Linked DNA regions of Mus musculus: all the other regions are linked to region 2. The links are chromatin loops, found by intact Hi-C in ENCODE. Cell type or tissue: left cerebral cortex. All regions are shown on one strand.

Region 1 (5,000 bases), 49 kb before region 2:
CACAACACACAAAACTCTGGAAACTCCCTGGGATTTATCAAATGGAATTTTACGTGGATCGGGCTTAACACCAACTAGCCCACTAATGCCCACAACCTGACAAGCTTTCCCTGGGAAGAAAATTGTGCATCAATCATTTGGTCCATTCATAAAGAAAGGTGTTCGCCTTTCTCCTTGTTGCAACAGGACTGCAACAAGCTCTCAGCTTCAGCATTTAAAAAAGACTGCAGAACAGCCCACCTTTAGCAAAGCTTGGGGTGCAGGTGGCAGAGAGGGCTGCTTGATGGATCTTTCAATTTCTCAAACATTTCCTTTTCAGAATCAGAGTGAAAGGCCTAGCATCGTGCAGGCTAGGTGGAGATTTCAGTCAGCCCTTTATCCTATTCAAGATTATTTCTATGTGTGAGATTAACTCTAAATATGCCAGGATACAGGAGAGTAACCTCAGTGTTTGCCAGTGTTCACCCAGAGGGAGCAGGGACTTTGCTTCTTAAGAACCATTGAGGACCATGCTCTAGACAGCCCCTTCCTGTCTGGGCTGCTCTGAAATCTCACACGTGCTCCTACATCAAGCAAGAATGTGTGTCTGTGTTATTCTGAAAAGCCTAAGACTGTCAACTGTCAGAGACAAAGGTGCGTGACATGGGAAGTGACACTAGGCAGCCATCGTGGTGTCTCTTTTTCCTTCCCAGTATGCTGGAGCTGAATGCAGAACCTGTGTGTGCTATGCAAATGTCCTCGCAGGGCTGGCGCCAACGGTTCACAAAATATATCTAACCAAGCATTTTCTTCCTCCAAAAATATAATCCCTTCACAAAATAGAACAAGCAGCTGTTACTTTGGGGAGCTGCATTTAAAAATATATGTGCATGTGTGTGTAAGCAAACTACAAGAGCTGAAAACGCCTTTGCATACTGACAGAGCAAACTCTATTAACTTACTATATGTAACCGGTGCACTTCTTAAAATATATCTCTCAAGTAGTCTTATGCATACAGTGAAACTTCCCCCTTGCAAGAGATAAAAGAGACATTTTCCAAAAACAGCAACTCTTTTCTGCCCTGTAACTTGGCTGTGATCATTTGATATTGCAATGGAGGTTTTGGAAGCACCTGGAGAAGCCTGGAGAATTTATAGGGGTGAGGGTTTCCATCACAGAACGGAGCTGAGAGCATCCAGCTCTTCCAGCAGGCGTTATTACAAAGTACCAGAGCAGTGACATTTGTGACTCTCCAACAAGAACCCTCAGAGTCAATGTCAGTCGGCACTGCTTTCTTCTTTTGGATTCAATTGACGTTACCATCCTGGCAAAATGGTTTCAAGGATGGGACGCAGGCAGCTTAGAGAGGAATGGGTTTCTGCAAGGCCAGTTTCTAATAAAACATAGGGCAGGTTCAACGTTTTCTCCCTGATGGTGTCGCCCAATTACCTGTCAGTCATTAAGGAAGTTGACCTATCACGGGGAGAGTACTTTCAGGTGAGTGAGGCAACTGCAGACGAATCAGAAAATAAGAGGATCCACCACCACAGAACTGATTGGCTCAGAGCAATCATGCAGTCCCCATTATTCCCATGTCCTCCAAAGACACCTTCTCCAGGTCAGACGAAGTTACTGATTGTGTGTGTGGCTTTGTCACAGTGATGCATCAGGTAAGCAGGCGAGTGCTGAGTACCAGGGGGTGCTCCAAACGCAACTCCATCACCTTCTACTTTTTACCTCTAAGGTTCCGCCTATTAAACACAAGAGGGGAAAGGCACGGTCATTACACTGCATCGACAAGAACGCTTGCCTTTCGCAGTGTTTTGTTTTTGAAATGTCAGGAACAGATATGAGGGAGGTTATAATGACTCACCCTGTTACTGAGAGGGCGAAGTCTCGGCTTTTAAGCCAGAGCCTCGACTTCAGTCCTACCCACCCAACCTGCAAACAAGCAAAGAAAAGCTCCATCTCTCTGCAGCCACCAAGTCTCCTTCTTTGAACACTGCTGTGCTATTAGCTCACAACAGGTGGCTGTGACCTCCCAGGAGCATGAAGAGGTACTGCTTAAGGGTGGCCCTGGATGAATGACATCATCAGAATGGCCACATCATTCATAACGCATCACCACCCCTGTTGTCCAAGTGCCACTCTGTCTGTCCCCATGACCCAATTAAACAAGTGTCACCAAGAAGCCACTGCAATTTGCTCCAATATAGCCAAAGGGTGTGCAGTGCAATCAGCAGTTATGGATTCTGAAAATCACCCCTTGTCTTAGTGACCTGGGAGCAAAAGTCTCCATACCAGCTGCTGAATCTTTAAAGAATCTGTGCCTTTGGAGAAAATGAGACCAGAGATGGTGTGTACTCAGTATCTTCTATGAGGTTTTGACACAGCCTACTGGCTTCTGCCTCTGGAAGGTAATCCTTGCCCCAGGCTTTCCCCACCACACACACTGCCCCATCCCCCAATTCTCTGAAGATAAATCTGGATTGTTTAATATATTTGGGTGGAATATTTTATATAAATACTAATTTTCCTAACAAATATTCAAATGTCTGACTGGCATAAAAATAGTCTTAAGAACCTGTAAATACTTTCTGTGTGGGTGTGCCTCTGCTAAAAACCATGTGCATAGGAACCACCCACAAGCCATCTGCGGGCTTGCTGATGTAAAACAAGGCGTGTTCTCATGGTGGAGGCTCTGCTGCAGGTGCTGCAGCGGGGCTACTATTACTGAAAGCCTCTGTCTCCTCTCACAGGGGCTTCAGATGGTACCTGTCCTAGGCAGCCTCAAAGGACCCGCTACTTCGACAAAGCTTCCAGAATGCACTGCAGGTTCGGCTGCATTAAAATAGATACTTTAGAATTCAGCCTCCACTTGAGCTATAGCCAAGCCTCAGTTACTGTGTATGTCTATGAGGATTGTAAGGCGCACTGGAAAAGTGTCAATATGGTTGGCTCTGGCTAGTGAGTTTAATATTCTATTTTACACATATTTACTTCTTTACAATTTAAAAAAATAAGCCTAACTGACTTTTCTAGTCACAAAACCAGTCTTTTTAAATGAAATAACCAAACTATTAACTTACTTGGTTTTTATTTTTAAAGTAAATCTTGTGCTTTATATGGCTATGAAAATATTCATTATTCCTAAGTCTTTGCACAAAACAGACTCAGGTTCTTCACATTTTCCAAAAGGTATGATGCGATACGAGGCTTTAAAAATACTCAGGTTGGATTAGGAAGTGTGACACCTCTTTCAGGTCTGATTTGAGATGCCTCTCAAATGTGGCTCTGCTTCCGCCATTTCATAAAGCTGCTGCCCCTTGGCCTTGTGGGGCATCCATCCCACATCCTTGCCAGGACCCCCGCATTCTCTAGTCTCTCCAGCACACAGCCCCTGCACTTCTGTGCCCCACCATGGTTCAAAGCATCTCCAGGTGAGTGGGATGCTTCAATCACGACATCTATGCAAACTGGTGTGATGCTGTGTTAAGAAATGAGGAGAGGAAAGCCCAGCCCTGGGCAAAGGCAAGGGGGATCGCTGGGAGTTCAAGGCTAGCCCAACAGACATAATAAGTTCTAAGACAGTCAGCCACAGAAAGGCACTGTCTCAAAAGAAACAACAGCAGGCTTGGTGGCGAGTGCCTTTAATTCCAGCATTCAGAAGGTAGAGGCCAGTGGATCTTGGTGAATTCCAGGTTATCCTGGTCTCAGAGAGTGCAGGACAGCCCCAGGATGACACAGAGAAACTGTTGTCTCAAAAAAATGAAAAAATAAAACAGCAACAAAAAACAAAAGAGAAATAAGGCCAGGAGAAAGCTTTTCATGATCAGTACAGATGTGATTCCCCATCTGTGACCAAACAAATCATAAACGTGAAAGGTACAGACACAGGGGTAAAACACAATGTGAATTTATAATTTAAATAAAAACTAGCTACCTATTTTGCTACCTTAAATTCCTCTTCAGAGAACAGGGCTATCAATTAAAAGTAAACTAATATTTTGATTTAAAGAAGTTAAAATTTTTGTGTGTATCCCTGCAGTCTATATTTACCCGAGAGACTGCAAGTTTAGCAGGGTAGATACATGCCTCTCACCCATTCAACCTCAGTCCCTAAGGTCTGCTCCAGCAGGATAAACTCTGAAGCGAGAGTCAGAGGGCTTACCTACCATGGGTGCTGAAGCCCGGTACAGAGGGTTAGCCTACCTCCAAATACACAAGGTTAACCTACCGTGGATGCCGGCCGTGGCTTCAGGCCTAAGAATGAAAAGACTGTGTTGCTTTCCTTCGATTCAAAAAAACTGTCATAGTCCTAGAAAAAGAAGAGAGGAAGATAAAGCCAGTGAGCACCGGCAAGCAATTACTTTTACAGTTGATGCTTTCATAAAAATCCTGCGTGGAAGAAAACAATGTACCATTGCTCGGTCAAGGCCAAGGAAGACCTACAAGCACCCACTGGATTCAGTGTGTAGTTGAAAGGGCCTGTTGTAACAAGTCTTTTCTTTCTTTCTTTTTATTTTAAAACCCAGAATTAGGACAGGATTTGGCAACAGAAATAAAGGAGCAAACACTCATTTTTCCTTGTGTGTCAAACTAGAATTTATCTGTACGTGCTCACCCTGATCTTAGATTATACCCACTAATAAGGAGAGCCACACCCCAGTGTCATGCTTGATATTTTGCTATCCAAGACTTAAGAAAGAAAGAAAGAAAGAAAGAAAGAAAGAAAGAAAGAAAGAAAGAAAGAAAGAAAGAAAGAAATCAATCACTGGTCACCCGAAAAGTCACAAGGGTCTGCAGGTGTCAGTCTTAGTGGCAGGCTTTGGCTCTGCTTTTGCAGTTTCCTGTGGACAGGCTCTGAGAAAAGAAACACAGTGGCCAAGCAGGACAGCTACAGAGCAGGGGAGTTGGGGGTGGGGAGCTGACTTCTGTCTGCAGCAATACCCTTGAACTTCATGTTCTTTGTACTCTGGACAGCATCAGCCCAGGAGGAACCTGGCCATCGCCACATGCG
Region 2 (5,000 bases):
TTCATGAGGCTCAGCTTTAACAGGGAAAAATCTTTTAAAGGCACCTATGACTAAGCAATAACAAAAAGGGAGGATTTTTGAGAACCAGGACATGCCTGCACATACAGGTAGGCCAGCATTTTCCCAGCTATTGTGTCCTTGTATCAAAAAAGATTGGGTTAAGAGCTTCAGTAGTTTACGGGGATTTTCCAAGTAGTATTTTATTCCGCCTTCTACCCCACCCACTTAAATTCTAAGACAGTCTGCCTACTGAGCAGGCAACCAGCCAGCCTAAACTTTAAACCAATCATTCTTGTACTTTTTTCTATATCTGATTAAGTAACTGACAAAGTAGATTTTTGGAGATGTAGTTTAACTCTTGGCTAAGGAAATCAAGTCTTAGCAATCACATGAAACATAACTGACACACTACAGGCGCATTACATGTGTCTTAGTATACATGTGCACTATTTCTAGTTATTTAACTTCTTCTAAAGAACAATATTCCTAAAAGAAGTCAACACTCGACAAACAGAGTAGCTAAAAATAGAAAACACAATTTATTCTTAAAATGAAATTTACCACAGCACTGGAGGAACAAGGGAAGGACCATATGTAAAAGTATTTGTAACACCCTAGGCTAAAAAACAACAAAGAAAATAAATTAACTGCGACCTAACAGGACAAGTGTGGTTTGCTCAGGTGTAAAACTAAAAAGGACTTGCTGGGGACGAGAGGATGTAGAGCAATTTTTTAAAATGGGTTTCCTCCAGACGCCAGGTCAGCAAATCAAAGTAGTCTAAACTGCCATAGGAAACATAAGCCGACGGGGTGTCCCAAGTCCGGAACCTCTAAACTCAGCAAAGGGCCCCTGGAGCCGACAGCTGCGGCAGGGGACTGGCTCCCTTGGGTCCCCTCGCCAGTTGCCAGTGCGGGGTGTGTGACCCCTGCGTGTCCACCGGGTCCGAGCCCGGCGGTCACCTGCCCGCGCGTCTCCTACGGGCGCACGCGCTGCGCGTCTCCCGCGATCCCGCCCGCTCGGCTCACCGCCACGAAGCCTGAGCATGAGGCGACGAAGACGCGGACCACCATCCTCTCGCTGCGTCAGGGATCGCCGCTGACTCGGTCACAGAAGTTTAACGCGACTGAGGTAGCTGCCGACTCCCGTGCGACCGTCGGAGAAGACCGCAGCGACGCGTCTGGCTCCCGCCGCTCCGCGGATGAAAGCCCAGCGCCTCCGCCGCGGGCTGAGCGAGAGGCGGGTGGGGCCAGGCGGCCGCGGGGGCTGACGGGAGTTGTAGTTTCCTTGGCGCCCAGAGTGACCAGGCACTGCGCTCCTTCTGTCCGGCGCCTGCTTCACGGGAATTAATCGTACACGCAGGTGGTTTAGGAAGGACCCGGAAGCGGGACAAGCTAATTGGCGGGAAGCCAGTTTACAAGAACACAGCAAACAAGACAAAGGGTTGGGTGGAGGATAGTCCAAGCTTGGGTTTTGTTTGCGGTGGAGACGGGTGGAGCATCCTCTATCAGAAACAGCCATGGAGCTGAGGCGACCCACTGTTTTAGAGACACGCAAAGGCTCGCCCCAGAGACCTTGGCAGTTCACGGGCTTGGACAGGCATGGCAGTGGGTTGAGCTTTTGGTGTTTTGTTTCTCCTGCAACCCTGAAAAACTGTTGAAGAGGAGTGTTGTTATTTTTCCTGGAGGCGGTTTTATTATGTAGCCCAGGCTGGCCTGGAACTCAACTTCACCCTCCCTAGCAGGTATTACAAGCATACATCACCACGCCTAGTTTGCAAAGGGAATCTCTTTGGTAAATGAAACAGGCTTTCACTTTATTCTAAAGACACTGAAAACTGGAAAGCCAAATGAGAACAAGACCGATATTTTATTTTTCTTTGCAAAACTGTAATTGTAGTAGAAAAGAATAAGTACTGATAGAAATGAAAATCCCCCTATCAACATTGGGAATCAGAACCCTCCCTCCCCACCCCCTACCCCGCACAATGCCTTTGCCTCTGTGCACCTACTGATATTTACAGTTGAGCCAAATCTGTGTCTTTTTCGAAATCGCTGTGCATTCCAACGCGGTATCCCAGGAGGATACCATTAAAGAGAAAGCTTTCATGAAGTGGCTAATAGGTTCCGAGTAGTGCTTTAGCAGGTTGTATTGGCTTGGCTAAGGCTCAAGCCACTCCTAGTTTTGTGGAAGTGAACCAGTTTCCCTCACACTACTGTATTTACTTTCTTCATTTCACCAAGGGACTTTAGCAGCGTTCAGGGAATGCTGCTAATTAATTCTAGAGAGAAGAAAATTGTGTGATGAAGTCTCCCACGTTTGCAAGTTTCTGGCACAAATGGTTGCTTGAAGGACTTTGGTTTTTAGACTTACTAATATTTCAAGTTGCCAACCTTTCCTGTGGCTTATGTCTTAAATAGTTTTATTTGTATGTATGCATGTATGTATGTATGTATATTTTTGTTTGTGTAGATCCATTTAGCACAGCATACTTGTGGAGGTCATGGGACAACTTTCTCCTTCTACCGTGTGGGTCAGGATTAGCAGCAAGTGTCTTTACCCACTGAGCCATCTCAGTGGCCCCTTCATTGCTTATCTTAATCCACTTTTGTCATAGGCCTCTTTAAACTTAGTAGAGTAAGAATATATAATCCTGGTGGGTCTTTATTTCTTTTTAATGTTAAAAACTTAAATATAAGTTCTGCTGTAGCTATAACACTCTGCAATTGTTCTTTAGCTTTTGCTATCACAAACATGGAAATGAAGGCATATAAAATGTGAAATAATTTTCACAGAAGTAGATACATTATTTCCTGTATAAATATGGGTCTTTACAAAAGGAACCATTCCCTCCCCCCCAAAGTATAGAATTAATGTAGCAATGGAGATAAACAGCTTAACAGTAGAACTCAGAAGCGCTCTGAGGAAAATGGATAAAAGAAATTGACTAAGTCATTTCCTCAGTCAGCAAATTGGAATTGCAACTGGGGAAGTCAGGCAGCACGGAGCTGTGACATAGAACACACGGCTCTGAGGAACTGTGTTAGTCATCTTCCTGTTGTTGTGACGAATCACCTGGTGACCAAGCCAGCTCAATCAGTCAACAGGGTCTCAAGCGAGGGAATGAGGATTTAAAAAGAAGAAAAACAGTTAGACAAAATTATAACCTGACTCCTGCCTGTACGGAGGCTGAAGCAGCGTTATTTCTCTCCAGCCTGCATATATATATATGCACACACACACACACACACACAGATCATTCTAGGTATATCCAAGACAAAAGTAATGGATCGAAGTAGTAAACAAGGAGATCACACAAGAAAGTAATTAAGCAGAGTAGTATGCAAAAAGATCACATAAGGAAATAATTCAGCAAAATAGTAAACAAAGCCCCATGCTCACTGTTACTCTTATCTAGGCCTACTTCCTTGTCTAAGCCCAGTGACAAATACCCAATTCCTAGAAGTCGCACCAAAAGCTCTCAACAACCTGGGATAACTTAAAGAGGGCAAAGGTCAGCCAGGTGTGGTAGCACAGGCCTGCATCCCACCACTTGGGAGACCAAGTCTGGAGGAGGCGAGACCACAGACTTCATGACACCAGAAAGCAAAGGAAGAGAAAAGGAAGTGGATCTCAATGTGCCTCCAGAGTCCGTAGTGGCTTTGCTTTCCCTCCTCTAAGTCCCACTGCATCCTAGTAGAGCCCCCACAGACTGGAGACCAAGGCTTCAGTGAATGAGCTGTTGGGAGATGTTCACAATCCTAGCTGTAACTGAAGCCGAGTCTGGTTGTCTGCTTCATAAGAGCCAGAGGTGCTAAAGGAGCAAACCAGTAAGAGGAGGGCAGTAACACAAATAGGAACTGACAGCTGCACCAACAGTAGCCCTGGCTATGCTGTGAGTTAAGGGGTTCTCAACCTGCATCTTGTCAAGTTTGTCCTCCACCCATTTTTACAAATAAAGTTTTATTTGGCACACATTCCATATTGCTTACTAGCAGAATAAGAAAAGACTCCATGGTCCTCCTGGTCTGTTGCTTTCACTAGTCACCCTTTACAGAGAAAGCCTGCTAGTCCATTTCTGGTTTAGCCTGTTCTGTTATCACAGACTGGTGACACACCTCTGTCTATATCATAAATTCTGACTTGCTTAAGCCATCACAAATGGCTTTTGTTTTGCACAAAGAACCCAAACAATTTTGTACTTAGTCTGTAATAGTCCAAGGATGACTTAAAGATCATTGAGATAACAACTCTGCTTTTATTTCTACCTCTGTTTAAAAAATTGGTGTCTAGAGATTATATGCAACACTAACTATATTCTCAACCCAGGAACCAAGTGAGAAAGTAGAGACCCAGCATTAGAAAACAAACTGGAAGGGTACCTTGGAGCTCCCTAGAGTCTGATCTCTTGATAGAGCAGTCAGGTAAAACTTGAGGACAAGACTCAGGAAACCAAGTATATCAGAGTTGCAACCGTGTCACATTGGGCTTGATCTCCCTCAGAACTCATACTAGCTCATCTGCCAAGATCGTCAGCATTTCAAGGAGAAAACCAGGGGTCCCTGGATCCTTTCTCAAAAAGAAATGTTCATAATGGTGTTTCAGAGTACAGAGGAAAGGCTACTATGGAAAAAGGTTATCAGAATCTTAAGCACACATTGGTACAGGTGTATGCTTCCTTGTCACTGCTTTCAGGAAGAAGCTCTGCTGCCAGAACAGGTAGCCACCATGGGTGGGAAGTAATAATGGGGAAACATTTAAGACATTAGCAACAATCTGAAAACAGGAAAATATTGAGACTTATCTTAGTAACAAAGCCATAAGTGTTGCTACTACAGACCGCTCAGATGCTTAAGACAAGGCACTGGTGTCCTTTAGTTATTATTCAATGACAAAACAAAGATGGGATCTTTTCCTTCAGTCATGTTCATGAGCCTTCTAACTTCTACCTATAAGGCCCTTAGGCTGGGATGGACAGGCGCTAGGTTGAGCAGTCCTGGTG
Region 3 (5,000 bases), 99 kb after region 2:
CAAAGCCTGGTTACCTTGGCAATGCTTGGCTTTATCAAGGTCCCCTATGTCTTTGAGGAAAAGAAGGACTTCCTCTCAGGGCTAATTGTCACCCTTCTAACCCTATCTCTGGCTACCCAGCATCCCCTTCGTCAAGCCCCCTCCTTTCACATGCGATCAAGACCCTCAATGGCAATTGCAGTGTCTTTTTACCCAGAGAACTAAACTGGACTCTGGTCTATATCACAGAGCCTTTCTAGCCAGGGTGATTTTGGTTCCAGTTTCAGATATTGCTACACTAGAAATAAATGCTAGCATTTCAGATGTGGCCCATCAATGGGAAACTCTTTCAACAGCTGTCTCAAATACTCTATCTCAGTGGGAACACCAAAACACTGAACAAAGGGGCTGTAACTGACTAGCATGCATCATGAGATGTTAACATCCCTTTTTTTTTAGACACTGTGGATTAAGATGAGCTATTCAATTGGATTTCCACCTCTCAGTCCCCACCCACTGAGCTTCATAAGAGTAAAAAAACAAACAAACAACAAAACCCCCCAAACAAAAACAAAACAAAACAAACAGCAAATCTCTGTAAAGGCAACTAGTTTCTTCTATCCTTTCCCAAACTCAGGCTTCTTCTGCTGAAGATGAGGAGAGGCCTTTTCCAGGGCGGGACTTGACACCCATATGTAATCCTGAGGAAGGTGCTGCTGAGTCCTAATTATCCATGGCTTCTTCGAGGGTAATAGTTCAAAATTTCCAGGAATCAGGAGGAAAATCTCCCAGGCAACCTTCTCCCTAGCAGGTGGGAGGGGGAAGCCTGAGAGACTTTGAGAGATGCTTTCCCCACTATTTGTATGGCTCACTTGGTATTCTAGGGGGAAATGTTTTAGCATTCCTAAATGTGTTGAATCATGTCACAGTGTTGTGATCAACTTCACCTTTGTCCCGAGTACTAATTGCGGTGTTCCAGGTTGGGTCAAGGCATGTAGAAATCGCTCTCTGATAGAGATACCATGACCTCATTCCTACGTGCTTCTTTGATCCTTGGAAGTCTGTCATTTATCTGTCTGTCTGGACACTGACAGCATGGGCTGTTTTACTTAAGACCACTGCTTGTAACGATTTTGTTCAGAAAGCCTGTGTGCCCCTTTGTTGTTCTCCAATAACAACGTATTGGAAGAAGCATGCCTGGGGAGGAGGCTCAGTGGAGACAGTGCTTGCCTAGCGTGCCTGAGACCCTGGTTCATGTCTAGCACTGCATAAACCAGGGTGGTTGGTGGCAAAGGCCTGTAATCTCATCACTTTACTGGTAAAGCCATAAGGATCAGAAACTCAAGGTCATTGTCAGCTACTAGGGAATTCAAGGTTAACCTGAAGTAGAGAATGTCTCAGAAGGAGGAGGAGGAGGAGGAAGAGGAGGAGGAGGAGGAGGAGGAGGAGGAGACATAAACTTGACCAAAAGGACACAATACTACCAAGTGTTAGCAGGAGGCTGAGGACAGGTTGAAGTTTTCCTTTGGTTAGATCTGCAGGCAATCATTTAACACTGCATTTGCAAACCAGTAATACAACTTCAAAAACCACTGTTGTCAAAGGGCCAGTGTCTGGGGCAACACTTCTTCACAAGCATCTTTACATTTTTGGCACATTTTTTTCATTCTCTGATGTAGGTCACCGGTCTAACGGGTACTTAGCCATATGTAGTGGGAGGGAATAGTTTGTTTTCCTATGACATCTTATTTCTAAAATTGCTTTCCAATTGTTTTAATTACCAAGATAAAACTTCAGGTGGTGAGATCAAATATGAGTTATACTTAGCGAGGCACGCCAACTAAAACAGAAGGAAAAGTGGGGGAAATTAACTTGGTTTATTCCCAGGTTTCGTTCATTTGAAAGCTTTGGTTGGAAAGCATCAAATAAGATATAAGTTATGCATCATTTTAACGGATTCAAGTCCGAATGACTGCAAGGCTGCTCTCTTTTCTTACACTGCCAAGGATGGGCAGGGCCACAGATGCATCCGGTATCACAGGCGCGGCCAGGCCCTGAGCTGAGTGAGATGCTGCGCCACAAAGAGCAGCGGCTATGGAGGGAGGAGGAGGAAAGGGCAGCGTCATAGCTCAGAGGAGTGAAGGGTCAGGTGGGAGGCTTAAATCCGGGGAAACCCGCGGCTGGCCTGGCTGGCTGGACTGGCTCGTAGCGACCTGCACTCATCGCACTCATCGTCCTCTCAGTCACCTTCTGAGCCACAAATAGAACCAGAGGGCGACCGAGAGAAGGTAGATCAGAGTGCTTACTCCGCGGGCGGCACTTTCGACAGTTGCTCCTTTATTTAATGCTCGGGCTTTAGTCGTAAACCACACAAAACGTGGGAAACCTTAAACATCTTAAAAATCATTCCTAGAGCTTTTTTTTTCTTGGCCGGATTGAATATTATTAAAAATTAATTCTTAAAATAACCCTCTGATCTAAATAATGGCTTGTATCAGAGAAATTGGTCACCCACTGGACAATAGGAAATGGCATAAGCCACTGCGGGGAAAATTGCTCTTTGCGGGCGGTATTAAAGCTTTTACTCATGAAAAGGCACAGTCCTATTGGGCTTTATTTTTTAATTTATTAACTTAAATTTTTGTTTCCCTGTCAAGATGCAGCGCGTCCTTCCTCAGGTTGTTGCCTGAGTAGAAATGAGCCTACTCCTCCGGATCCCTGGATTAAGAGGTGTGCTGATAAGGGCTAATGACGGACTCTGGGGAAGTCTGATTTGTGGCAGTTTTCCTGTTTTTGTGGGTTGAATATCTTCACCGCATCTCATCTGCGGCCAGTGTAAGGTCAATTACTTCATCGAATTGCTGCAGGCAACAATGTGCCTTGGGAGGCCAGTCCCATGCTCCGTGCTGGGTGCTGCGCCCATTAGGGTTGTCACACCAGCTGCAGGCAGATTTGAACACCTCTCTGAGGTGATGGTGGGATTGGAGCTGGCCTTCACATTTGGCTGCACGTTTTGATTTGCTAAGTGACTGAGAGAACTCTTGAGAACCTCTAGAATGCCATATCGGGGAGATGCCGAATTTCTGGGGGCTCCACCTTCTCCTGTTCCAGTTTAGCAGGGCAAGGAAGGTCTGGAAATTCTAGTTTTACAGGACAGGAATTCTAGCACTCAGGAGGACAAGGTAGGAGGACTGCACCAGTAGAGGTCAGCCTGGACTTCAGAGCAAGACTGTCTCAAAATAAAAAATGTAACTAACAAAAGTAAACACACACACAGAGAGAAAGAGAGAGAGAGAGAGAGAGAGAGACAGACAGACAGACAGACAGACACAGAGACAGAGAGACAGACACAGAGACCAAGAGACATAGGGAGACAGAGACCAACAGAGAGGGAGACACACACACACACACACAGACAGACAGACATAGAGAAACATACACATACATAGGGAGAGGGAGATAGAGTCAGAGAGAGATAGAGAGACAGAGATAGAGACAGCAGAGACAGGCAAACAGACAGATTAACACACAGAGACAAACAGAGATACCTATACACAGAGAGAGAAACATACACACACACACACACACACACACACACACGGTGGGACGGGGGGACAGGGATTGAGATTGATCCCCAAATCAGCAAGGCAGTCTCTGATTTGAGAGTTATAAACTCTGTACGAGTATTGTTTGACGACAAAGGCCTAAGTACTGAAGAAAACATTAGAAGCCACGTGAATGACTTATGTCTGTATTTTCTTTTATAAAATCTGACAATGACATGAAACCATAGATACAGATCAAACACCTATATACCAGTGTAAGTCCATGGACAGTACTAAACTTACCATCATTCTTGATAAAATACTAATCCTGGCTAAAAGAGACTCACCAGGTTTGAATGGAGTTGTATTCATGTAACCACAGATCTGTTTAAAATGAGAAGGACCTTAGATGTGGTTTCTTCCAAGGATTTTCAGATGTGCTTAGCAAGTTCATTAGAACCTCCTTAGAAGGTATGTGTGGGGGAGTGGGGTGGGGTGGGGGTGCAGGGAGGGAGAGAAACACAGCAGAGGTAGCAAGCCATTTGTATGCAGTCCTCTCTGTCATGTACCTCATTGTGCCTTTTCACAGTAAGGAACTCCTTTGATGAAATCTGCTTCCTGTATTTTAAATCTGGGACTTTTTATTGCTGAAGTGGGCGGTGGCAACTGACGCTGTAATTTGCTGTCCTAAAAATAAAACAAAATCAGAAAAAAAAATGAAAAGAAAGGAAGAAAGGAAAAAAAAGGAAGAAAGAGAAAAAGAAAGAAAGGAAGTGAGGGGAGAGAGAGAGAGAGAGAGAGAGAGAGAGAGAGAGAGAGAGAGAGAGAGAGAGAGAGAGAATGAGAGCAACACTGCCACAGCTAGTAGAAGGCAAAGTCAGATTTGGAATTAAGGACGCAGGCTTCTAGTTCAGCATCAGTTTTCTTCTCAGAAGCCGGCTTCCCACCACTACTTCATGTTACTCTGTGTAAATACTCTAAACATGAGGCACCTACTACCGGTGTGAGCCGAGTGAATGCTTAAGGTATGGCTGTTCCGCATTAAGATGTGTCAAAGGATGGAGACATTTAATTGAATTATCTAGCTTTACAGGACAGGAATTCTAGCACTCAGGAGGCTGAGGCAGGAGGATTGCCCAATAGAGGTCAGGCTGGAGTATAAGTTCTCAGGCTGGAGGACTTATAATTATGAGCTTTTCTTAAATTTAAAAGAAAAAAAAAGTCTACCAGATTGGTCTATACAAATATATGAGGAGTGAAACTCAACTTTTGATATAGGCAAGTTTTTTTTTTTTTAATTTAACACAGATGCAAAGCTCCTCCCCCAATTGAAATAAAGTCCACAAAACTCAGATACTATTAGTGATTCACCTTCCAATTTTAAAGAAAGTTATCAGTAATATCTAAGTGGTCCAGTTTCTTTTTTAACAGAAACAGTAAATCACTCAAAAATTTCATCAAGTATTCAACAATTCA

Evidence for each region. Peaks named below come from ENCODE experiments on the same cell type or tissue, not always from the same donor. Only the 100,000 strongest peaks of a DNase experiment are listed, where the experiment ranks them.
Region 1: it touches region 2 in a loop (4-fold over the local background); 4 of 42 quality-filtered maps call a loop at or near these places.
Region 3: a loop joins it to region 2, with 2.1 times the contacts of the local background. A loop is called at or near these places in 7 of 42 quality-filtered maps.

The regions. Positions count from the first base shown.
Region 1 is chr9:83,593,956-83,598,955 of GRCm38, reverse strand. It overlaps Sh3bgrl2 (SH3 domain binding glutamic acid-rich protein like 2), which reads right to left. Exons shown (of 4, transcript NM_172507.5): 3 at 4,218-4,298; 4 at 1-1,731. The coding sequence ends at 1,720. Among named protein-coding and RNA genes, the nearest start is that of Gm39384, 23 kb to the right of the region's middle. In left cerebral cortex, no CTCF peak of the experiment used is centred here; DNase peaks (open chromatin) are centred at 823, 1,947 and 2,627; H3K27ac peaks cover 2,364 bases.
Region 2 is chr9:83,544,530-83,549,529 of GRCm38, reverse strand. It overlaps Sh3bgrl2 (SH3 domain binding glutamic acid-rich protein like 2), which reads right to left and starts at 1,192. Exons shown (of 4, transcript NM_172507.5): 1 at 1,027-1,192. The coding sequence starts at 1,071. In left cerebral cortex, no CTCF peak of the experiment used is centred here; DNase peaks (open chromatin) are centred at 178, 1,278 and 2,218; H3K4me3 peaks cover 1,620 bases; H3K27ac peaks cover 952 bases.
Region 3 is chr9:83,445,137-83,450,136 of GRCm38, reverse strand. Gm2087 (predicted gene 2087) reads right to left here. Exons shown (of 3, transcript NR_102437.1): 2 at 4,094-4,211. Among named protein-coding and RNA genes, the nearest start is that of Lca5, 6.5 kb to the right of the region's middle. In left cerebral cortex, no CTCF peak of the experiment used is centred here; a DNase peak (open chromatin) is centred at 2,102; H3K4me3 peaks cover 914 bases; H3K27ac peaks cover 698 bases.